Linked DNA regions of Homo sapiens: regions 2 and 3 are each linked to region 1. The links are chromatin loops, found by intact Hi-C in ENCODE. Cell type or tissue: CD4-positive, alpha-beta T cell. All regions are shown on one strand.

Region 1 (8,000 bases):
GTCCAGGCATCCATCCAGCAGACACCTACACTGCACCAGAGGCGGGATGGGGGACTCATGTGTGATGGTGAACACGGCACAGACCCTGGTCCCGAGGGGCTGCCAACATAAGGTGGTAAGACTGGCATGGAGCTCCAGGGCACATGCTGACTTGGAAGGGGTCAGCGAGGGCTTCATGAAGGAAGTGAAAGAACAGAGGCTGGAAGGCTGTTATGGGGGATTCCAGGAAGAACTTTCCACACTGAGCTGTAACATGGAGATCATGCCACCACCCCTAATAGGGCAGGGCCGCTGAGGGGGTCAAGGGGGTTGGTGAGCAGAGAGCTGCCTCCCTCATGCCATGCTACGAAAGGAGAGGCCGTTTCCTTACAGCCTGGTTTCTGCTGATCTACCCATGACCACAGATATTTTAACAAGGTTCCCAGTGTAACCCTCAAGCCAACTGACCTAGTTTAGGCTCTCTGGCAGCAGATCCTGAACCAGCAGCCTCAGCTTCCAAAGGGGAAAGCCTGGCTGGCCGCAGCTGGGGGAACCTTCCCTGGAAAGTGTCTTGGAGAAAGAGTGTGATCAGGTGGAGGCAGGAACAGGCCTGGGAGCCCCGGTGCCAGCACACAGCTCCCAGAGACAAGAAGGGTGGCAGCAGACCAGGGCATGGCCCCAGGAGGCCCCCAGGCAGAGAAAAAACAAGGAGCTTCCTTGACAAAATGAGCCAAGTCTAGGTCTAGGCGGGGTCCCTCTCAGCAACACCTTGACAAGGGCCTTTTCTTTTTTTAGGCCGAGTCTCGCTCTGTCGCCCAGGCTGGAGTGCAGTGGCGCGATCTCGGCTCACTGCAAGCTCCGCCTCCCGGGTTCACGCCATTCTCCTGCCTCAGCCTCCTGAGTAGCCAGGACTACAGGCGCCCGCCACCACGCCCGGCTAATTTTTTGTATTTTTAGTAGAGACGGAGTTTCACCATGTTAGCCAGGATGGTCTCAATCTCCTGACCTCGTGATCCGCCCACCTTGGCCTCCGAAAGTGCTGAGATTACAGGTGTGAGCCACCGTGCCTGGCCGGACAAGGGCCTATTCTGAGGCACTGTGGGAGGATGACAGTTCTGCGGGTGACTGGCCATGGGTGGCCTTTGCAAAGCACCATCAGAGGCCTGGAACTGTACTTGCTGGGCACCACCCCAGTGCAGTGCTGAGGCAAGAAGAGACCCGGAGCTCTCAGAGAACCAGCACATTGGAAGGCACCTATAGGTGGAGGGCCCAGGGTAAAAATGCAGCAGAAAGTGTTCCCCATTTGTTCTGCCCCTTTCTGAAATACCTAACAGCCCAAGTCATCCCTGTTCCTCAAGTAAACACTGTCCTGCTTAAAAAAGCATGTGGCTGGGCTGGGCGCAGTGGCTCATGCCTATAATCCCAGCACCTTGGGAGGCCAAGGTGGGCAGATCACGTGAGGTCAGGAGTTTGAGACAAATCTGGCCAACATGGTGAAACCCCATCCCTACTAAATATACAAAAATTAGCTGGGCATGGTGACATGCACCTGTAATCCCAGCTACCTGGGAGGCTAAGGCAAGAGAATTGCTTGAACCTGTGAGGTGGAGGTTGCAGTGAGCCAAGATAGCACCACTGCACTCCAGCCTGGGCAACAGAGTGAGACTCTGTCTCAAAAAAAAAAAAAAAAGTTTTATTGGAAATTATTTAAGAACACAGTGAAATTATCATGCGTAAAAAATGGATGTTAAAAATGGGTATTAAGGCCGGGCGCGGTGGCTCACGCCTGTAATCCCAGCACTTTGGGGGGCCGAAGCAGGTGGATCACGAGGTCAGGAGATTGAGACCATCCTGGCTAACACGGTGAAACCCCGTCTCTACTAAAAAAATATATAAAAAATTAGCCAGGCGTGGTGGCGGGCGCCTGTAGTCCCAGCTACTCAGGAAGCTGAGGCAGGAGAATGGCATGAACCCGGGAGGTGGAGTTTGCAGTGAGCCGAGACCGCACCATTGCACTCCAGCCTGGGTGACAGAGCGAGACTCTGTCTCAAAAAACAAAACAAAACAAAAAAACAACAAGAAAAAAAAACAGGTATTAAAATGTTTATGGTCCCAGCCTTGTGCTACAGATGTATGCATGTTTGTGAAAGGATGACAGGGAACTTAACAAAGGGTAAGAGTGATTACAGCTATGCAGTAGGATTCAATATTTCAAACTTTTCTGCTCTTTCTCCCTTTCCCCAGTTTTTTAAAATGACTATGCACAATTCTATAACTGGGAAAAAAATCACTACGCATTAGAGGGAGCCACACTGACCATGAGAGAAGCCTGGACTCAGCACTCCACAGGCCTGCTTCAGGAAGCTCTGGACCTCCCCATTCCTGCAGCTGCCCCTTCCCAGCAGGGCGACCTTCCTGAGAAGTACTGACTTCCTCTGGTTCAAAGCCAAGTCTCTCTGGTTTCCAGGTCTGCTTAGACACCCTTGGGGACTAGAACCCAGTTCATTTATTTGTCCAAACATGACAAACAATAAGATGGAAGCCACAGTTCCAAGCTCAAGGAGCTCAGAGCCCGGTCAATAGATGGATTAGGAGACAGTGTGGGTGTAGCACAGCTGAGGTACATGCACATGTGACAGGAGGGCCTGGCCCAGGTTGCAGGGGGCAGGGGAGTAAGGTGGGGGTGAAGGCTGGTTCCTGGCGGCCAAGAGGCAAATGCAGTGGCAGAAAGGCATGAACATGGCCATTCACTATGGCCCTTTACAGTGTGAGGTCAGGTCTTGCTCACCAAGCTAAAGGGGCTGGATTTTATCCTCAAGGCAGTGGGGAGCCACTGAATGATTTTAAGTTGGGTGGAGGCTGGGCATGGTGGCTCCCGCCTGTAATCCCAGCACTTTGGGAGGCCAAGGTGTATGGATCACCTGAAGTCAGGAGTTTGAGACCAGCCCGGGCAACATGGTGAAACCCCGTCTCTAATCAGCTGGGTGTGGTGGCGGGAGCCTGTAACCCCAGCTACTCGGGAGGCTGAGGCAGGAGAATTGCTTGAACTGGGAAGGTGGGGGCTGCAGTGAGCCGAGATCACGCCACTGCACTCCAGCCTGGGTGACAGAACAAAACTCCTTCTCAAAAAAAAAAAAAAAAGTCGAGTAGAGACCCACTAATGTCACTCTAAGCCTCCAAAAGTCTCTCCAGCTGTGGGGGTAGAGAGCAGACCTGAGGGGGCAAGATGGGAAGTCGAGATGCCAGATAGGAGTGATCTGAAGCTGTGAGACAAGAGTGAATATGGGCTCAGTCCAAGAGGGGGCTGGAAATGAGAGGGAGAGAATGAAGCAGGTCTGGGGAGCCTTAGGATGGACTCAGTAACCCATTAGGTTCCTGAGGAAGAGAGGAGTCGAGGCTGAGTCCTCGGGCGCCGTGTACTTGCTGGGCATTGGTCAGGGCAGAGCACAGGTGGAAAATCCATGTCAGCTGGGCATGGGTGGCTGTGGTGATGCTGGCCAACAGTCAGCTGGCTATGTTCTCTGTTGAGATCACAGCACTGCGTGTGGAACAGGGAGAAGAGAGGGGGCAACCCTGGAGGATGACAGCCCTGATTGAGGGAAGGGAGTGGGAAACAGCCAGTGAGGGGTGACGTGAAGGACAAGGGAGGGAAAGGAGGCTGTCATTGGTGGTCTCAGCCCAGCAGAGGCCAGGCAGGCTGGGAACTGGGGGGCCACTGGGGCCTCTGCTGGAACCACCTGGTGAGCCCGTAAGGGGAGGCCCCCACCCCAGGGTCTCCAGCACCTGCCTGGCTCCCCATAGATACTCAACAAATGTGACCGAGGAAGGAATCGAAGGGTAGGGGGTAAAGGGGTGCCCACGGCCCCCTCCCTGGGCCTCAAGTAAGGGAGCAGTGCCCCAGGTACCAGACCCATCCAGCCCTGGAGGGGAAGCATGTGCAGGGCTAAAGGTGGCGGCCAGACCCTCAGGACCAAGGTCGGGTGCTGTCCGTTGGAGGGTCTGCCTCAGACCCCCTGCTAGAGGAGTCCCGGGGTAGATGGAGCCTCCTCTGGCTCAGGGAACACCTAAAGCAGCCTGGAGCATTTGCTGAGAGACAGCGCCACCTAGTGGGCAGGAGGTGCACGCCAGGCCATTACCCACAGGCTCCAGGCCTTTGGGGTTCATTATGGCAGTCTCTGCACCCTGCTCTGGCCCCCGCATCCTGCCCCAGTCCCTGGAGACAACAATCCAGGGCTTCTTCCACCTAAGCAGTGTCTGAGCCTCTGACAGCAGGATCCTGCAGCATCAGCTGAGATTGGCTCTGCGATGGAGAAGGTGGGCAGGTGAGATTTTAACAGAGATCCATTTGCCCACATGGCACAGGCAGATGCAGGGTCCTGCCCTCACATGGGTAAGCCCAGTATGGGACTGGGCTGATTGCAGTTCTGCTGTTATTGTTGTTGTGTTTGTTTGTGGTGTCGTTAGGCTCGCAAAGAAAATAAATATGCTTATGAAACTCTTCCAGACATGGCTGACCCCTCCCCTCTCCACTCCCAGTCCACAGAATTCTCAGAACCTCCTGCAGCTCAGGTCTGTGTGGCTCAGGCCCCGGCAGCCAGGTTAGAGGTATCTTTATGGAGGTAGGGGCAGTCCACAGGGCGCCCCAGCAGCAGGGAGTGACTCCCACCACCTATTCCGCAACGATTCCCTGGGGTCTTCCCTGGCTCCAGCTTCAGCTCCAGAAGACCCCTCCCCGGAGAAAGAAGTAGCTGTGGACAGACACCACCCACCCAGAAGGGCCTGGACTCCACGGCCCACACAGTTGGTCACAGCTGCCAGCTTGCTCCTACTGCTCAGCAGTTTCAGGGCAAGGTCAACAGCTAAGTGGGGTCACTGACCTTCCTCAACAACTTGGCAGAGCTCATTTTTATTCTTAACTGTGGGTTCGGCTAGGCAAGAGTTCTCCTAAAAATATTTTTTTTAACTTTCCCTTATGACAAAGAAACAAATGTACAATGTTAAAATATTAGTTTTACAAAAATGTGTGACTTGGAAAGTTAAAGTTTCTTATATAGTCCTATCCCCTAACAATTATTATTATTATTATTTTTTGAGACAGAGTCTAGCTCTGTTGCCCAGGCTGGAGTAAAGTGGTGTGATCTTGGCTCATCGCAAGCTCCGCCTCCCAGATTCAAGCGGTTCTCCTGCCTTAATCTCCCAAGTAGCTGGGTAGCTGGGACTACTGGCACCTGCCACCATGCTCAGCTAATTTTTGTATTTTTAATAGAGACAGGATGTTGCCATGTTGGCCAGGCTGGTCTTGAACTCCTGGCCTCAGGTGATCTGCCCACCTTGGCCTCCCAAAGTGCTGGGATTACAGGCATGAACCACCACGCCCAGCACCCCTTGTCAAAAACAAAATTTCTGACAGTCTGGTATATATTCCACCAGCTTCTTTGTCTTTTAAAAATTTTTTAAATTTATGAGACAGAGTCTCCCTCTGTTGCCCAGGCTGGGGTGCAGTGGTGCGATCATGGCTCACTGCAGCATCAACCTCCTGGGCTCAAGCGATCCTCTCACCTCAGCCTCCCTAGTAGCTAGGACTACAGACGTGTGCCACCACAGCCAGCTAGTTTTTGTATTTTTTGTAGCGAGAGGGTCTCCCTATGTTGCCCAGGCTGGTCTTGAGCTCCTGGGCTCAAGCAATCCTCTTGCCATGGCCTCTCAAAGTGCTGGGATGACAGGCGTGAGCCACTGCACCTGGCCACCAGCTTTTTTTTCTATGTGCATATACAGCTTGTGTCTTGTGTGTATGTGTGTTGTTGCTGGGGTTTTGTTTTGTTTTGTTTTGTTTTTTGAGACGGAGTCTTGCTCTGCTGCCCAGGCTGGAGTGCAGCGGTGAGATCTTGGCTTCCCAAGTAGCTGGGATTACACCTGCATGCTACCATGCCCAGCTAACTTTTGTATTTTTAGTAGAGATGGGGTTTCGCCACGTTGGTCAGGCTGGTCTAGAACTCCTGACCTCAGGTGATCCACCTGCCTTGGCCTCCCAAAATGCTGGGATTACAGCTGTGAGCCACCGTACCCGGCCTGTTGCTGCTTTTTATACTGACATATGGTCCTACATTTTGATGTCTCCTATTTTGATTTTTTCCCAAGAGTATTCAACTGGAGGCTTTCTTACCATCCGAGCTCAAATTCAGGTTAACTCAGTGACCAAGACTAAGTGGGAAGGAAGGTGAGTCTCCAGGGACTCAGAAGCCTGAAGGTTTCAGGTTGACATGAGTCAGAAGCCATGGTAGAGGGTGCCATGCTAGAAACCCAGATTAGCCCTGGAAGAGAAGAGACCTCACCCAAGAGATCCCAGGATGGGGCGGGAGCCGACGCCACATAGAACAGGCTGCCGCATGATCCAGGAGGCACACCTGGGCAGACACACCCAGGCAGGTTGTGCGTGGTGAGCTGCTGTCCCAGGGAGCTGCCTGAGCCACTGCCTGGAAGGTTTCTGCTGAGTTGGGTGCACAAGCCAGGTCACACCCAGCATCGGTGCTTGGGAACAGGCCCCTGTGCCAGGACAGAGCCCTAAGACATCCAGGAGAACAAGGGCTGGCTGGTGATCTAGGTCAGGCCCCGCATGCCAGCCTCAAAGCACAGCAAACGCAGCCGTCAGCACTCTGCTTTCGGGGGCCCGCTCGCGTCTGGACATGCCACAGGTTGTAATATTTCATGGCCAATCATTCCAACAAAGCATAAAGAGAATAAAAGGAAAGGACTCTATGGAGATGCTGGTCAGAATACTAGGCCTCTGTGTCATGAGAAGCCTTCTAGAGAAGGAGAACCTTGCTGAGCAGCCAAGGGACATGGAGCTGTCCAGTAGCCATGTGGGTTATGGGCAAGATGGCAGACAGTGAAGCGCTCCTCAGCCACAGGTGTACATCCCGGGACTCCCCAGTAACCACCTGGCTGCATGACCAAGTGGCTTACTGTTCCCAAATCCCAGTTTCCTTGCCTGTTAAGTGGAAGTATTAATAATACAAATAGTAGCTACCTACAATAGAATGAAACAACGGTGCCTGCTACACAACAAACACTCACATCCTGCCTGTTACCATGCTGACTTGTTGAGGTCACCCCAAAAAGACAGAACTCCCTCAGGCGCACGGAGACATCAGGCCTTTGGGGCATTCCTCCTGGCCACAGCCAGGACCACACCAGCCACAATGTGGTCTGTGCTCAGGACAACAGTGACAGCATTGTTCTAGCACACAAGGGCAGTTTCTCTCTCCTGGACAGGGTGCTGGGTGGGTAGGGGTCAGGCCAAAGGTTAAAGAAATGCAATAATCAGTCTCTGCAGTTATGAGCGCCCCCAGACATCTCCATTTCCTGCCTCTTCCAGGCCTTAGAAAGGGATCCTGCCATTTGTCTTGTAGAGTCTTTGGCTCCCACCTGAGGAAGGAGATGGGATCAGGTGGGAGGCTCCGAAGGTTTCCTGGCTCAGCTCTGTGGGTGGAGAGAGCTGTAGCCCCTCCTAGTCAGCCCTGGGTCTCATGGATCACCCATCAAAGAGGGCTGGAGCTACGCTTTCTAAGGGAACCACAAGTCGGTGCCCCTGGGACTTGTGCCACTGCCCCAGCCCCTCTGCCGCCAACTCACCCTGGTCGATGGAGTGCGGAGGCAGCTGGCTGAGCTGGCTGTTGACCACCCCTGCATAGGTGCGCAGGAACTCCTCCTCGCTGGCTGTCAGCTGCAGGGTGAGAGAGCTGTGGTGAGGGGCAGCATGCACCTGTTCCCTGAAAGGCACCTGCACCCCTAGAGGCACCGCCTAGGCCTGCTTGGTCCCTGCTTGGTCCCTGCTCGGGCTTCTGTTTCTGAGATTTGACCCCTTTGCTTTCAGGGCCAGCCCACCCCACTCCCACCCTCCTTAAACTTGGTCCAGGGGTCCAAAGCCTTTGCCACTCAGACTGAATCTGAGATTAAGGTCTGTTCTAGTATAGGGCCAGTGGAAGACACAAGTCCTGCCCGGAAGGCTGAGGGGCGATTCC
Region 2 (8,000 bases), 140 kb before region 1:
TGGGTGGGGAGGCGCACCTGGGGGCGGAGCTGGGGGCAGACCACAGCCTCTGGCTACCCACCACCCTGACCCCGGCCAACCCCCACCCTCACCCTGGCCAACCTTCACCCTGACCCTGGCCACCCACCACCCTGACCCTGGCTGGCCATCACCCTTACCCTGACCACCTCCACCCTGACCCCGGCCGCCCCCAAGCCTGACCTCGGCTCCCCCCAGATGCTCTACCTGCTGTGCTCCTGGCCGGAGCTGCCCGTCCTGAGCGCCCTGGAGCTGCTAGACTTCAGCTTCCCCGATTGCCACGTAGGCTCCTTCGCCATCAAGTCGCTGCGGAAACTGACGTGAGTCCCAGCTGGGCGCTCCCCACTTCTCCAGAGGGCAGCTGTGTCCTGGCTGCCAGGACGTGGGCTCTGGGTGGGGCCTGAACCTTCCCGTGGGCTTGCTCCCTCCTGCCTGGCCTCCCTCTGGCTGCCGAGGGAGCTCCCTCCTGTCCTGAGTCGGGGAGCTCCAGGCCCCAGCGCCTTCCTTCCCTGCAGGGACGATGAGCTGTTCCAGTACCTGCTGCAGCTGGTGCAGGTGCTCAAGTACGAGTCCTACCTGGACTGCGAGCTGACCAAATTCCTGCTGGACCGGGCCCTGGCCAACCGCAAGATCGGCCACTTCCTTTTCTGGCACCTCCGGTAGCGGGACTTGCCCCAGCCGTTCTGTGGGAATCCCAGCCCCTGAGTCTCCCTGGAAGGCCACTGGGGACGTTTCCAGCAGGCCTGGGTGTCCTGGCCTCGCTAGGTCCTGCTGGGCGGGAGGGGCTGCGTGGTGCTGCCTGGTGAGGCTCAGCCCTCCCTTCACCTTCCAGCTCCGAGATGCACGTGCCGTCGGTGGCCCTGCGCTTCGGCCTCATCCTGGAGGCCTACTGCAGGGGCAGCACCCACCACATGAAGGTGCTGATGAAGCAGGTGAGGCCCAAGGCCCTGGGGGGCGGGCAGGGGGCGGCCCTGAGCGTCTGGGAATCCCCAGGGCTGGGTCGAGGCTGGGACCTGCCCACCGCCGCCCTCCCATCTGCCCACCAGGGGGAAGCACTGAGCAAACTGAAGGCCCTGAATGACTTCGTCAAGCTGAGCTCTCAGAAGACCCCCAAGCCCCAGACCAAGGAGCTGATGCACTTGTGCATGCGGCAGGAGGCCTACCTAGAGGCCCTCTCCCACCTGCAGTCCCCACTCGACCCCAGCACCCTGCTGGCTGAAGTCTGGTGAGCCCAAGCCCCGCCACAAGGGTTCCTCCCACCCCTGGGAGGCCGGTAGAGGAGCCCCTGCTGACTGCCCGCTCTCTGGCCTGGCAGCGTGGAGCAGTGCACCTTCATGGACTCCAAGATGAAGCCCCTGTGGATCATGTACAGCAACGAGGAGGCAGGCAGCGGCGGCAGCGTGGGCATCATCTTTAAGAACGGGGATGGTGAGGGCCTGGCCTCCCCACACCCCGCCTGTACTGCCCTGGGGGGTCCTGGGGTGCTCCTAGAGTGGGGGTGGAGAAGACAGAATCCTGGGACTTAAGGGCTTGGGTGTAGCTGGAAGCAGAGAACCTACCAGAAACTCACGCTTCTCCTCCCACCGGCCGGTGGCACAGACCTCCGGCAGGACATGCTGACCCTGCAGATGATCCAGCTCATGGACGTCCTGTGGAAGCAGGAGGGGCTGGACCTGAGGTGAGGACCCCCACCCCACATCGTCCCTTGGTGTCTGTGCCCAGCCTGGGAGTCTGTGCCCCTGGAGGGGTCCTTGTTGAAGGTGGCATGACCATCTCAGCCGGGGAAAGGGCTTTCCTAGGAAGACCCGGAGGCGGTTTAACTCTAGGCCAGGAGGCGGCGGGCAGCAGGATGCGTGAAGGCTGCTCCTGAGGCTTAGTGTGTACCCTGCTCTGTTGCTTTAGTTGCCCAGGTGCCCCTGGCTTCCCCAGCCCATCTTGGGAAGCAGTGGCGTCTTCTCCCAAGGCCTCTGTCTGGTTCTCTTCCAAGCAAATGTGAACTCAGCTGTGGTGCTTTCTGCACCTCAGATGCTGGTGCCGGCATCTCCAAGGAGCCAGCATCTCTCACCTGCTTTTTAGCAATGTGGGCAGCAGCATCTTCTGTGGCTTTTTGGGGCACCATGAGTTTCTGGGGCTCAAGTGGCCTCAGGGACAGCCCTTGACCATGCCATTTGCCCGTCCCTCTTCCCCCTTGCCTAGGATGACCCCCTATGGCTGCCTCCCCACCGGGGACCGCACAGGCCTCATTGAGGTGGTACTCCGTTCAGACACCATCGCCAACATCCAACTCAACAAGAGCAACATGGCAGCCACAGCCGCCTTCAACAAGGATGCCCTGCTCAACTGGCTGAAGTCCAAGAACCCGGGGTGGGTTTCAGGCCCAGGGATAGGTTCCCTCTCCTTTCCAAGAGGTGTGGAGTGGGAGGGCCTCGCCTGTCAGAACAAAGGAGCGGGGAGGGGCCTCAGACCATCTTTGTGGCTACTTGGCTCAGTTGAGGACCAGCCTGTGTCTGGGTTGGGGTGAGGTAGGTCTCTCTTCCCCAAGTATCAGTGTCTCTTGCTATGCAACACCATCCAAAGCGCAGGGCTTTAAAAAACAGCCATTTACGATTGGCTCACAGATCTGCAGCTGGGGCTGGGCTCAGCCGGGTGGCTTTTCTGCTGGTTCCACATAATCACTCATGCAGCTGTTCTCATCTGGTGCCTTAACTGGGCCAGTGGGGTCTGAGATAACCCATCTCATTCCTGGGGCCTTGGCGCCAGCTGTCTGTGATGCCTCTCTGCATGTGGTCTCCTCATTTAGCAGCCTCACCTTCCTTCCGTGGCTCTGTATTGAGGGTATGGGGTTCAAGATCTGCAGGGGTCTTCATGCCTTGGCTCTGGAATAGCGTCTGCAAGCGATGTCCAGCATTGTGTCCTCCATGTTCTGTTGGTCAAAGCAAGTCACAGGGCCAGATTCAAGGGGAGAGGGAGTAATAACCCACCTCTTGATAGGCGGAGCTGCAAAATGGTATGGCCATGCTTTTTAATCTTCCCCACCCAGGGAGGCCCTGGATCGAGCCATTGAGGAGTTCACCCTCTCCTGTGCTGGCTATTGTGTGGCCACATATGTGCTGGGCATTGGCGATCGGCACAGCGACAACATCATGATCCGAGAGAGTGGGCAGGTACAGGGGCTGGTGCTGGCGGCTGCTGTGGGGACTTGGCTTCTGGCCCCAGCCTGCTGGCCCCTCTGCCTAGCACACAGCTCTGTGGCAGGGGTCCCCCAGCCCTGCTGGCTTCCTGTCTCCCCTGGATTCTCTCCTGTCTGACACCTTCTCAATCCTCCCCCTCCTCTCCCCTCCCCTCAGCTGTTCCACATTGATTTTGGCCACTTTCTGGGGAATTTCAAGACCAAGTTTGGAATCAACCGCGAGCGTGTCCCATTCATCCTCACCTACGACTTTGTCCATGTGATTCAGCAGGGGAAGACTAATAATAGTGAGAAATTTGAACGGTGAGAGTGCCTGAGCCCCACCAGATGCCCCTCGGTGTGGGGCCCCAGGGAACAGGGCAGAGGTTCCCAGGCAGGGTGCAGGATGGGGCTCAGGTCTCAACCCCACACCTGGCCCCTCACCCCAACTGTTGATGGGTTTGGAACATGCCCCTGCTCCACCCTGCAGTGCCCCTTTTGGGCAATGTGGGCAGGTTTGTGGGTCATGTAGCAGGAGGCTGGCTGGGGCACGGGGGTCAGTTAGCAGAACTGGAGGCCTTGTGTCCACCCATTATCAGGGCAAGGGCAGGTGTCCTTGGGGAAGGGGCTGGTTGGATGCAGAGCGGCCCTCTGGCCTGTGGCTGGGAGTTCCCAGAGCCTCACTTCCTCTGTCCCCTACCTGCAGGTTCCGGGGCTACTGTGAAAGGGCCTACACCATCCTGCGGCGCCACGGGCTTCTCTTCCTCCACCTCTTTGCCCTGATGCGGGCGGCAGGCCTGCCTGAGCTCAGCTGCTCCAAAGACATCCAGTATCTCAAGGTATGTGCCGGGCAGGAGACTGCTGTCGCCAGTGGACTTCCAAGGCCTGCCCCCGAGCAATGTGACCTAGGAGGGCCCTGAATGCAGTAGGCCCCAAAGGGCACTGAGCTGTGTGTGCCTCATGCCGTCCCAGGACCCAGCAGTGGAGCTGGTGGGCGGTGGAGGGGAAAGTGGCTGGACCAGAGTTGAGCCGCCCAGGCATGGTTCCACTCAGTGGCAGATGTGTAGTGACCTCTCCTGGTTGGGGTGCTGTGCTCAGGGCTGCGGGGCTTTCAGGTGTCCACTAGGGGGCCGCGTGAGCGCTGGCTCCCTCTGCCTTCTAAAAGATATTTTTTGGCCAGGCTGGGTGGCTCACGCCTGTAATCTCAGCACTTTGGGAGGCCGAGGTGGGCGGATCACCTGAGGTCGGGAGTTCAACACCAGCCTGACCAACATGGAGAAACCCCGTCTCTACTAAAAATACAAAATTAGCTGGGCATGGTGGTGCATTCCTGTAATCCCAGCTACTTTCGGGAGGCTGAGGCAGGAGAATCGTTTGAACCCAGGAGGCGGAGGTTGCAGTGAGCCGAGATTGTGCCATTGCACTCCAGCCTGGGCAGCAGGAGCAAAACTCGGTCTCAAAAAAAATAAAAATAAATAATAAAAAAAGATATTTTTCCAGGCCGGGTGCGGTGGCTCACGCCTGTAATCCCAGCACTTTGGGGGGCTGAGGTGGGCAGATCACGAGGTCAGGAGTTCGAGATCAGCCTGACCAACATGGTGAAACCCTGTCTCTACTAAAAATACAAAAATTAGTCAGGTGTGGTGGCACGCACCTGTAATCCCAGCTACTCAGGAGACTCAGGCAGAAGAATCACTTGAACCTGGGAGGCAGAAGTTGCAGTGAGCCGAGATCATGCCACTGCACTCTAGCCTGGGCAACAAAGGCAAAACTCCGTCTCAAAAAATAATAATAAAATAAAAATAAACATAAATAAAAGATATTTTTCCAGGCTGGGCATGGTGGCTCATGCCTCCGTAATCCCAGCACTTTGGGAGGCTGAGGCAGGTGGATCACCTGAGGTCAGGAGTTTGAGACCAGCCTGGCCAACATGGTGAAACCACATCTCTACTTAAAATACAAAAAATCAGCCAGGCATGGTGGCACATGCCTGTAATCCCAGCTACTCATGAGGCTGAGGCAGAAGAATCACTTGAACACGAGAGACTGAGGCTGCAGTAAGCCTAGATCGCGCCACTGCACTCCAGCTCGGGTGACAGAGCAAGACTCTGTCTCAAAAAGAAAAAATTGGCCGGGCACGATGGCTCAGGCCTGTAAACCCAGCACTTTGGGAGGCCAAGGCGGGTGAATCATGAGGTCAGGAGATCGAGACCATCCTGGCTAACACGGTGAAACCCCGTCTCTACTAAAAAATACAAAAAATTAGCCAGGTGTGGTGGCGGCTGCCTGTAGTCCCAGCTACTTGGGAGGCTGAGGCAGAAGAATCACTTGAACCTGGGAGGCGGAGGTTGCAGTGAGCCGAGATCATGCCCCTGCACTCCAGCCTGGGCGACAGAGTGAGACTGTCTCAAAAAAATGTATATATACAGATACATATGTATTTTTTTTCCTTCTTGTGTCCTCTCCATGTGAGAAGGTGGGATGGGGCGGTGAGGCTGCTGGGGCCACACATGCTTGCCAGGACCTTCCCTCTGGTGACCAGTCCCTGCAAAAGCAGCTGCTCCCATGCTCCTCCCAGAGCCATTTCTCCAGTAGGGGAGGCGAGGTCACTTGGGAACTGGGGGCTCTGGGGCCAAGATGTCTTTGGCACCTTCATTTGAGGGTGGGAGCGGAATAGAGAGCTTTTCCTGAGATGCTGGGAGCTCTCTACTAACCATTTCATTCAGTGACTCTGAAGTCCCCAGAGAGGGACGCATCCCAGAGCAAGGTCCGGGCCCCCTTAACGTGGACACCGCTGTGATTTGTTTGCAGGACTCCCTGGCACTGGGGAAAACAGAGGAGGAGGCACTGAAGCACTTCCGAGTGAAGTTTAACGAAGCCCTCCGTGAGAGCTGGAAAACCAAAGTGAACTGGCTGGCCCACAACGTGTCCAAAGACAACAGGCAGTAGTGGCTCCTCCCAGCCCTGGGCCCAAGAGGAGGCGGCTGCGGGTCGTGGGGACCAAGCACATTGGTCCTAAAGGGGCTGAAGAGCCTGAACTGCACCTAACGGGAAAGAACCGACATGGCTGCCTTTTGTTTACACTGGTTATTTATTTATGACTTGAAATAGTTTAAGGAGCTAAACAGCCATAAACGGAAACGCCTCCTTCATGCAGCGGCGGTGCTGGGCCCCCCGAGGCTGCACCTGGCTCTCGGCTGAGGATTGTCACCCCAAGTCTTCCAGCTGGTGGATCTGGGCCCAGCAAAGACTGTTCTCCTCCCGAGGGAACCTTCTTCCCAGGCCTCCCGCCAGACTGCCTGGGTCCTGGCGCCTGGCGGTCACCTGGTGCCTACTGTCCGACAGGATGCCTTGATCCTCGTGCGACCCACCCTGTGTATCCTCCCTAGACTGAGTTCTGGCAGCTCCCCGAGGCAGCCGGGGTACCCTCTAGATTCAGGGATGCTTGCTCTCCACTTTTCAAGTGGGTCTTGGGTACGAGAATTCCCTCATCTTTCTCTACTGTAAAGTGATTTTGTTTGCAGGTAAGAAAATAATAGATGACTCACCACACCTCTACGGCTGGGGAGATCAGGCCCAGCCCCATAAAGGAGAATCTACGCTGGTCCTCAGGACGTGTTAAAGAGATCTGGGCCTCATGTAGCTCACCCCGGTCACGCATGAAGGCAAAAGCAGGTCAGAAGCGAATACTCTGCCATTATCTCAAAAATCTTTTTTTTTTTTTTGAGATGGGGTCTTCCTCTGTTGCCCAGGCTGGAGTGCAGTGGTGCAATCTTGGCTCACTGTAACCTCCGCCTCCCAGGTTCAAGTGATTCTTCTGCCTCAGCCTCCTGAGTAGCTGGGATTACAGGTGTGCACCACCGTACCCAGCTAATTTTTGTATTTTAGTAGAGACGGGGGTTTCACCATGTTGGCTGGGCTGGTCTCGAACTCCTGACCTCAGGTGATCCACCCGCCTGAGCCTCCCAAAGTGCTGGGATTACAGGCATGAGCCACCGCGCCCGGCCCACTCTGCCATTGTCTAAGCCACCTCTGAAAGCAGGTTTTAACAAAAGGATGAGGCCAGAACTCTTCCAGAACCATCACCTTTGGGAACCTGCTGTGAGAGTGCTGAGGTACCAGAAGTGTGAGAACGAGGGGGCGTGCTGGGATCTTTCTCTCTGACTATACTTAGTTTGAAATGGTGCAGGCTTAGTCTTAAGCCTCCAAAGGCCTGGATTTGAGCAGCTTTAGAAATGCAGGTTCTAGGGCTTCTCCCAGCCTTCAGAAGCCAACTAACTCTGCAGATGGGGCTAGGACTGTGGGCTTTTAGCAGCCCACAGGTGATCCTAACATATCAGGCCATGGACTCAGGACCTGCCCGGTGATGCTGTTGATTTCTCAAAGGTCTTCCAAAACTCAACAGAGCCAGAAGTAGCCGCCCGCTCAGCGGCTCAGGTGCCAGCTCTGTTCTGATTCACCAGGGGTCCGTCAGTAGTCATTGCCACCCGCGGGGCACCTCCCTGGCCACACGCCTGTTCCCAGCAAGTGCTGAAACTCACTAGACCGTCTGCCTGTTTCGAAATGGGGAAAGCCGTGCGTGCGCGTTATTTATTTAAGTGCGCCTGTGTGCGCGGGTGTGGGAGCACACTTTGCAAAGCCACAGCGTTTCTGGTTTTGGGTGTACAGTCTTGTGTGCCTGGCGAGAAGAATATTTTCTATTTTTTTAAGTCATTTCATGTTTCTGTCTGGGGAAGGCAAGTTAGTTAAGTATCACTGATGTGGGTTGAGACCAGCACTCTGTGAAACCTTGAAATGAGAAGTAAAGGCAGAT
Region 3 (8,000 bases), 250 kb before region 1:
CCCCAGCTCATGACAGCCCAGCCCATGGCCTTCCTGGCGGCTCAGGGTTAGGAAAAGCTGTGCCTTCAGGGAGGCAGGGAGTGGGGGTCTTTCCTGCTAGGGAAGCCTTTGGCCAAGAGAAGAATTGGGGGTGAGCCTCACCAGTCTCAGAGAGTACCCTGGGCAGAGCCTTGAGCTCCCCACAAACTGCATGCTCTAGGGGGCTGCTCAGCTGCACAGCGAACCCACCCACCCAAACAATGTTCTGACCAGGTCTCTGCTTTGCAGGTCGTTTCGGCCCTTCCCTGGTCCGGGGCCTCCTGGCCGTGAGCTTGGCCGCCAACGCCCTGTTCACCTCGGTGTTTCTGTACCAGAGCCTGCGCTGACCCACCGTTGGAGCCCCTCGGAGGGGAGCAACCCGGTGCCTGCTGCTTCACCACTGCCGGCCTCAGGACCCTCCCTGGAGGGGCTGCCACCTCTGCCCTCATCTCCAGGGCCTTGACCTCACTGGACTGTGACTGTCCTCAGGACACCTGCCCCTCCTCACCTAACGGACTGCAGGGCTGAGCATGTGTCTGAGGTCACACTCTCTGCCCACTCACCTCCTTGGCTGACATCGGTTGTGTTTGGTGCTGACACTCTGATCCCGAAGCCAGGGAGCCCCAAGGGGCTGCATGACCCTGGGGTGCCCCACACAGTTCAGCCCTGCCTGGCAGGGACGCCAGTACTACTGTAACTGCAGCAGGAGCTGCCCGGCCTGCCTTCTGGCCCCACGCCCACAGGCGTAGTCACATCTTTGTACTGTACTCCCCTGTCTCACCTGGGGCAACCTCAGAGCCCCACTAAGCTGAAGGCCCCCTGGGGGAGGGGGAAGCATGGTCCTTATCATCTGCCCTATCTTGCCCCTTCCTGTGGAGTGGGCAGAAGGGCTCCCGGGATCCTCAGAGCTCCCAGGTCTGAGCAGCCAAAGGCCCAGCTGGGCCTCCAGGACCAGCGCGAGCCCCTGCCCCACCCTCCCCTGCCCCATGTGCCCTGCTTTGTGACCTCTGTTGACCTTCCTGGAAGCAGCCCCATTACCCTGAGAATGCGGAGCGCCCTGGCCCACCTCGCCCTGTGTTTCCAGGCCTGCACGTCTGGTCCTTCAGCTGCACATGGAACTGCAGGGCAGGCTGGCGGGGGGCCTTCAGATCTCAGATGAGACTGCACCCCTTCGACCACCCTACTGGGCACCTGCCTCCAGCCCCTGAGAACTCCATCTTCCCCTAGTTCTGCCCAGGAGCCCCTGAGAACCCCATCTTCCCCTGGTTCTCTTGCCCACTCCCCTGCTGGGGCTCCTTCCTGGCACTGAGGAGGGGCGCTCCCAATGCTGTGAGGCAGCGGGGAGGGACCGTGCACCCGTGGCTATCAGAGCCCCTCCGCTGTCCCACCCTGGGCCTGGGACACGGGCCTGGGGCAGTGTGTGTCTGCTGGTCATGTGCTGGTGCCAGTTGGGGAGGAATCAGCTGTCTCGGTGGATTCTGAGACTCACTGTGGGGCGGGAAGAAGGGTCTTCACTCTGCCATTCAGGGATAAAGTTTAATTTTATTTTTCTACACATTTTGCCAGGTCAGGCATTTTGCTAGTAAGCAGGATGCCCCCAACTCTCCCTGCCATGGAGGATTCTTTTTTTTAAGCTTTGGGTGCTTTTTTAATACTTTTTTTTTTAATGTGGGGAAGGAGCTTGCTCTGACGTCACCCTCCTCTCCCCTGACTCCTGTCCTGAGAGCTGTGGATGCCGCCTCCTGCCCTGCCTACCCCTGAAACGTGGGGAATGGGGGCCCCAGGACAGCATCAGGACTTTTGAGTCCAGCTGCCAGCAATGGTTCCAACTCGGAGGCAGCGCCTCTTGGTCCCCATTTCTGTATAGCAGGCGTGTGTGTGTGTGTCGAGGTTTTTTATTTTTTGCTTAATCAAACTCCATTCCCAAATGCACTCCATCTCTGGCTCTGAGGGCGCTCCCTCCTCTCAGCCGGGCAGCCTGGCCTCTCCTGCCCAGACCTGCGGTCCCAGCATCCCCCAGAGCCAGGGAACAGGCCCAGCGGGAGGGGGTTTTATGTTTTGTTTCAAACAGAAAACACAACCTTATTTTTCTTTACAAAAGCAAAAAAGGAAACCAAAAAAGATACAGCCTTTGAATGATGCCTGCTGGCTGTCTGTATTCGTTTGCTTGGGCAGCTCGGGCCTTCCAGGTAGGGCAGGGTCCCTGCTAAGGGGGCTCTCATCCACTTTCTCTTTCCTCTTCAACGGGGGGTTCTGGAGTGGGGGGCTCGGGTTGGGGTGGCCACAGTGTGACCAGACAGTGTCCCTGGAGGGGCTTAGGGATTTGGACAGGAGACTCGCTGCCTGGCTGAGCCTGGGCCGGAAGGACACCCCAGAGTTTGCTGCGCAGAGAAGGGTGTCCAGGCAGGAAATGCTCAGCTCAGCTCTTCAGAAAAGCCTGAGCCCACCAGCCATCCCTGACCGTCCTTGCCCCTGGCTGCAGGGACCACGGTCAGGTTGTGAAAAAGACCTCGTCTTCCTCAGAGAGGGCTTAGAGCTGCTGCACGGCTCCATGCTGAGGCGGCGGGGATGGGGAATGGCCAGGGTGTCACAGCACAAGCTCTGGGGTCACCTTTCTGGTGACTGGGATCTGCATTTCTGTTGGCTTCAGTTTGACACGGGAGTAACAGGACGGCCATCCGGGGCTGATATGGGGACCCTTAAGCCACAGCACAACGCAGAGGGAGCTCTACCAAGGTGGGCTGTCATTCTGGCCCAGTGCCCAGCGGGCAGGAGGACCACAGCCAGTGAGCAGGGGGACCGGCTCCCAGGGGCCGGCAGGACCAACCTGAACCAGACCCTGAGGGCAGATGAGGGTGCAGGGCTGGGACGGCTTCCCATCAGGAGCTTCCTGCAGCGGGAGCCACAAACGCCTCTGAGCTCACTGACCTCGGGTCCTCAAGATGTTGGGAACATCATGTTTAAACCTGAGGCTCAGGCTTCCAGCAGCCCATTCAGCTCCTACCCCGGCCTGGCGAGGAGAGGCCAAGTGAGGGCAGCAGAGAGCCAAGCGCCCTCAGCTGTGAGGTTCTCCCCAACTTGGGAGCAACAGTAGTAACGCCATCTATGGTTTTCTTATCAAAAGGTAACACATTTATGTAGAAAACCTAGAAATAGAAGTGAGCAAAAAAGAAAATGCCTCATAATCCTGGCATTAAGATATTGGCATCTCTTCTTTGTGGTGGTTTTGTTTGAGACAGGGTCTCGCTGTCCCCCAGGCTGGAGTGCAGTGATGCAATCATAGCTCACTGCAGCCTCAACCTCAGGGGCTCAAACATTCCTCCTGCCTCAGCCCTCCCAGTAGCTGGGAATACAGGTGCACACCACCACACGCAGCTAATTTTTGTTGTATTTTTTGTAGAGAAGAGGTTTCACCATGTTGCCCAGGCTGGTTTCGAACTCCTGAGCTCAAGCAATCCACCCACCTCAGCCTCCCAAAGTCCTGGGATTATAGGTATGAGCCACTGTGCCTGGCCAGAATCTTCAGTAGAATAATTCACCTCTGAAGGATTATCCCAAGGGCCCACTGCAGTAGCTCATGCCTGTAATCCCAGCACTTTGAGAGGCCAAGGCAGGAGGATTTCTTGAGCCCAGGAGTTCAACAGCAGCCTGGGTAATACAGTGTAAACTCGTCTCTGCAAAAACAAGAAAATTAGCTGGGGCCGGGCACAGTGGCTCACACCTGTAATCCCAGCACTTTGGGAGGCCGAGGCGGGTGGATCATGAGGTCAGGAGATCGAGACCATCCTGGCTAACAGGGTGAAACCGCGTCTCTACTAAAAATACAAAAAATTAGCTGGGCGTGGTGGCGGGCGCCTGTAGTCCCAGCTACTCGGGAGGCTGAGGCAGGAGAATGGCGTGAACCTGGGAGGCGGAGCTTGCAGTGAGCCGAGATGGCGCCACTGCACTCCAGCCTGGGCGACAGAGCGAGACTCCGTCTCAAAAAAAAAAAAAAAAAGCTGGGTGTGGTGGCACATGCCTGTCCTCCCAGCTACTCGGGAAGCTGAGGTGGGAGGATTGCTTGAGTCCCTGGGAGGTCATGGCTGCAGTGAGCTGTGATTGCACCACTGCCCAGCCTGAGTGACAAGAGCAAGACCCTCTCTCTAAAAAATAAGATGCTAAAGCTTTTTGTGTGTTGCATTACAGAAAGGTACAGAAAAATTAGTTTCGTACTTGAGCTGAGTTTTGCTGTAGAAACCTGCCCCTGGTTCCCAGGCATCTTCCACCATGCAGTTGAAAGCTCATCAGAAGATCAGGAAGGAATTTGGAGAGGTGAAGAGAGGCAGGCAGGGTGCCCGGCACCACCCCTCTCTAGCAGAGAAGCTCAGTTTTCTTAGGCAGGGTTTCAACTGAGAAGAATTTACAGGTTACAGTAAAGAAATCATCTTGGGCCGGGTGCGGTGGCTCACGCCTGTAATCCCAGCACTTTGGGAGGCCGAGGTGGGTGGATCACCAGAGGTCGGGAATTTGAGACCAGCCTGACCAACATGGAGAAACCCCATCTCTACTAAAAAAAATAATAATAATAATACAAAATTAGCCAGGCGTGCTGGAGCATGCCTGTAGTCCCAGCTACTTGGGAGGCTGAGGCAGGAGAATCTCTTGAACCCGGGAGGCGGAGGTTGCAGTGAGCCAAGATCGCACCATTGCACTCCAGCCTGGGCTACAAGAGCGAAACTCCGCCTCTAAATAAATAAATAAATAAATAAATAAATAAGCCTTATTGGTTTTGGTAGATTTTAGCCAGCTTCTTTACTGCAAACTGTTTTATCAGTAAGGTCTTTATGACCTGTGTCTTGTGCTAACCCACTTTTTTCTGTTTTATATCAGAAAAGTCTACCGATTTTTCTTTTTTTAAGTTCAAAAACTACTATAGCATACCACCCACCATACCAACCTACTAGCCGTGTGACGCTGGACCCCTCTGTGCAACAGGAAAGGGCCTAGGTGACCCCCTGTTTCTTCTGAGGGACGATCAGAGGCAGGAACTCTCCCCCCACCCCCACCATAGGTGTCTTCTGTGGGGTCCAGAGTGGCTCTACCACTGCAAAATGCTTTCTGTGATTTCAACTGAGGATATCTTGCTACAAAGGCAGAGGGAAGTGGGGAAAGCTGTTTTCAGTCCTTAAAGGGCTGAAGTGCAGCCCCCTGAGCTTGGTGCCAACTTGGGGTTCTCCACACACCCTTTCACCAGCCAAGTGTGCGTGTCCAGCCCTGTTCACCGGGTGGGACTGAGCTGGACCACAGTGAAGGAGGGGAGGACTCCGGGATTTCCACAGCAGGTTCTTTCCTTAGTTCATCCATCCTCAGCCACTGTGCAGCCATCAATACGGTGCCCCTAGGGTGGGCCAGACTGTGCTGGGTCCACGAGATACAATGAATGATGAGCAACACTGAGCTGTCCCTGTCCCAAAGAGCTTACCTCGAGTAGGGGGTCAGACTTGGGCAGGCACACAGATACTTATGTAATTATCCACTTAAAAGTGCAGCAGAGGCCCAGGGAAATGCCAGCAGGGGCATCGCATAGGTTGTGAATTTAGTTTTTGAGTTTTTTTGTTTTTTTTTTTTCCTGGAGATAGGGTCTCGCTCTGTCACCCAGGCTGGAGTGCAGTGACACGAACTTGACTCACTGCAGCCTCCATCCCCTGGGTCCAAGGGATTCTCAGGCCTCAGCCTTCCGAGTAGCTGGGACTACAGGCGCACGCACCACGCCCGGCTAAATTAAAAAAACTGGGGGCTGGGCACAGTGGCTCATGCCTGTAATCCTAGCACTTTGGGAGGCTGAGGCGGGCAGATCACCTGAGGTCAGGAGTTCGAGACCAGCCTGGCCAACATGGTGAAACCCTGTCTCTACTAGAAATACAAAAATTAGCCAGGCAAGATGGTGCACACCTGTAATTGCAGCTACTCGGGAGGCTGAGTCAGAATTGCTTGAACCCAGGAGGCAGAGGTCGCAGTCAGCTGAGATCGCACCACTTCACTCCAGCCTGGGCAACAGAGCAAGATTCCATCTCAAAAAAAAAAAAAAAGAAAAATTTTGTATTTTTGTAGTACAGACGGTGTTTCACCATGTAGCCCAGGCTGTCAACTGAGTTTTGAGCATTTGCACTGGACGCTTCAGAGACGCCCACTGGAGTCCTCTGCCCTGTGTTCCCTGCCTGGAGCTTGCACAACCACGCAGCACGCACCTCTCATCCTTCAGTTCTCATCCTAAACGGCCACCCACCGCCTGCGAGAGGCCTTTTCCCACTGTGCTCTCAATATCCGCAAATCACTTCCACTAAATCTGCGCTGTGATTGCCTCATGACCGCTGGACTGCATGCCTCCCCCATTAGAATGTCATTTCCACTAGAACAGGGCCCTTGGGTCGTAGTTGGGGCTCATTAAACATTGAATGAATGGTTGAATGAAATGTCCCTTAGCTACATGTAGGCATCTCCCAGTCTCAGCTCTGAGGGGAGGTGGCAGGAGGCACACACATCTGGAGCTCCTGAAGCCAGGGTGAGAACAGTGAGCTGCAGCTGAGGCTCAGAGCTCCTGGCTTCGGGGCACCCGTTCTGGAGCTGGAGGGAAGGGAAGTGTGTTGGAGGTGAGCCGGTGGCTCAGCTGGGCCAGAGCTGAGAACAGATCACGAGGGAGGCTTGGGAAGGGCTGTCCTGCACGCTCCATCTCCAGAGAGTTCCAAAATTCACTTGGGGCTGGGTATGGTGGCTCACGCCTGTAATCCCAGGCATGGGAGGCTGAGGCAGGAAGATCTCTGGAAACCAGGAATTTGAGACCAGGCTGGGCAACATAGTGAGACCCCATCTCTACAAAAAACTTTTAAAAAATTAGCCAGGCAGGCCGGGCACAGCGGCTCACGCCTGTAATCCCAACACTTTGGGAGGCTGAGGCAGGCAGATCACCTGAGGTCGGGAGTTCGAGACCATTCTGGTCAACATGTTGAAACCCCATCTCTACTAAAAATACAAAAATTAGGTGGATGTGGTGGTGCGTGCCTGTAGTCCCAGCAACTCAGGAGGCTGAGGCAGGAGAATTGCTTGAACCTGGGAGGCGGAGGCTGCAGTGAGCCGAGATCGCCCCACTGCACTCCAGCCTAGTGACAAAGCGAGACTCTGTCTCAAAAAAAAAAAAAAAAAAGAGTGACCTCTGGTCGTCCTCACTGCTGCACTCCCACCAGCGCCATGACAGTTTACAGATGCCATGGCAATGTCAGGAAATTACCCTCTATGGTCTAAAAAGGGGAGGCAGGAATAATCCACCCCTTGTTTAGCATATCATCAAGAAATAGCCATAAAAATAAACAGAGCAGCCCATGGGCTGCTGTGTCTATGGACTAGCCATTCTTTCACCACTTTACTTAATAAATTTGCTTTTGCTTTGCACTGTGGACTTGCCCTGAATTCTTTCTTGTGTGAGATCCAAGAACCCACTCTTGGGGTCTGGATCAGGACTTCTTTCCGGTAACACAAGAGTGCAGGGACCGTGACCCCCTCTACCTGGAACATCAAACAGGAGTGCAGATGTAGTGGTGCCAAATGAATTTTTTTTTTTTTTTTTTGAGACGGAGTCTTGCACTGGTTGCCTGGGCTGGAGTGCAGTGGCACGATCTGGGCTCACTGCAATGTCCGCCTCCCGGGTTCAATCGATTCTTCTGCCTCAGCCTCCTGAGTAGCTGGGATTACAGGCACCTGCCACCACAACCGGCGATTTTTTGTATTTTTAGTGGAGATGGGGTTTCACTATGTTAGTCAGGCTGGTCTCGAACTCCTGACCTCGTGATCTGCCTGCCTCGGCCTCCCAAAATGCTGGGATTACAGGCGTGAGCCACCACACCTGGCATGAATTTTCCTTCACTGAAATTTTTTTTAGAGACAGTCTTGCTCTGTCTCCCAGGCTGGAGTGCAGTGGCGCTATCTCGGCTCACTGCAACCTCCGCCTC

What was found. A loop is a pair of places that touch in the nucleus more often than their neighbours do. Peaks named below come from ENCODE experiments on the same cell type or tissue, not always from the same donor. Only the 100,000 strongest peaks of a DNase experiment are listed, where the experiment ranks them.
Region 2: it touches region 1 in a loop (4-fold over the local background); 78 of 110 quality-filtered maps call a loop at or near these places.
Region 3: a loop joins it to region 1, with 9 times the contacts of the local background. A loop is called at or near these places in 85 of 110 quality-filtered maps.

What each region holds. Positions count from the first base shown.
Region 1 is chr1:9,863,576-9,871,575 of GRCh38, forward strand. It overlaps CTNNBIP1 (catenin beta interacting protein 1), which reads right to left. Exons shown (of 6, transcript NM_020248.3): 5 at 7,612-7,702. Among named protein-coding and RNA genes, the nearest start is that of CTNNBIP1-AS1, 19 kb to the left of the region's middle. RefSeq lists an enhancer at 7,779-8,000. In CD4-positive, alpha-beta T cell, CTCF peaks have their summits at 4,083 (motif pointing left) and 4,284; a DNase peak (open chromatin) is centred at 4,076.
Region 2 is chr1:9,720,911-9,728,910 of GRCh38, forward strand. PIK3CD (phosphatidylinositol-4,5-bisphosphate 3-kinase catalytic subunit delta) reads left to right here. Exons shown (of 24, transcript NM_005026.5): 14 at 217-338; 15 at 534-677; 16 at 851-950; 17 at 1,065-1,243; 18 at 1,334-1,446; 19 at 1,618-1,696; 20 at 2,215-2,382; 21 at 3,059-3,182; 22 at 3,366-3,511; 23 at 3,894-4,026; 24 at 5,999-8,000. The coding sequence ends at 6,136. Among named protein-coding and RNA genes, the nearest start is that of PIK3CD-AS2, 37 kb to the left of the region's middle. RefSeq lists enhancers at 1-304, 305-1,279 and a silencer at 4,153-4,361. In CD4-positive, alpha-beta T cell, CTCF peaks have their summits at 1,061 (motif pointing right), 1,260, 4,317 (motif pointing right) and 4,520; DNase peaks (open chromatin) are centred at 201, 1,021, 4,301, 7,831 and 1 weaker place; H3K4me3 peaks cover 703 bases; H3K27ac peaks cover 2,411 bases.
Region 3 is chr1:9,612,719-9,620,718 of GRCh38, forward strand. It overlaps TMEM201 (transmembrane protein 201), which reads left to right. Exons shown (of 11, transcript NM_001130924.3): 11 at 268-2,159. The coding sequence ends at 365. LOC124903837 reads left to right here and starts at 1,946. Exons shown (of 2, transcript XM_047436734.1): 1 at 1,946-2,754. The coding sequence starts at 1,946. RefSeq lists enhancers at 2,707-3,251, 3,261-3,320. In CD4-positive, alpha-beta T cell, CTCF peaks have their summits at 3,055 and 3,257; a DNase peak (open chromatin) is centred at 3,053.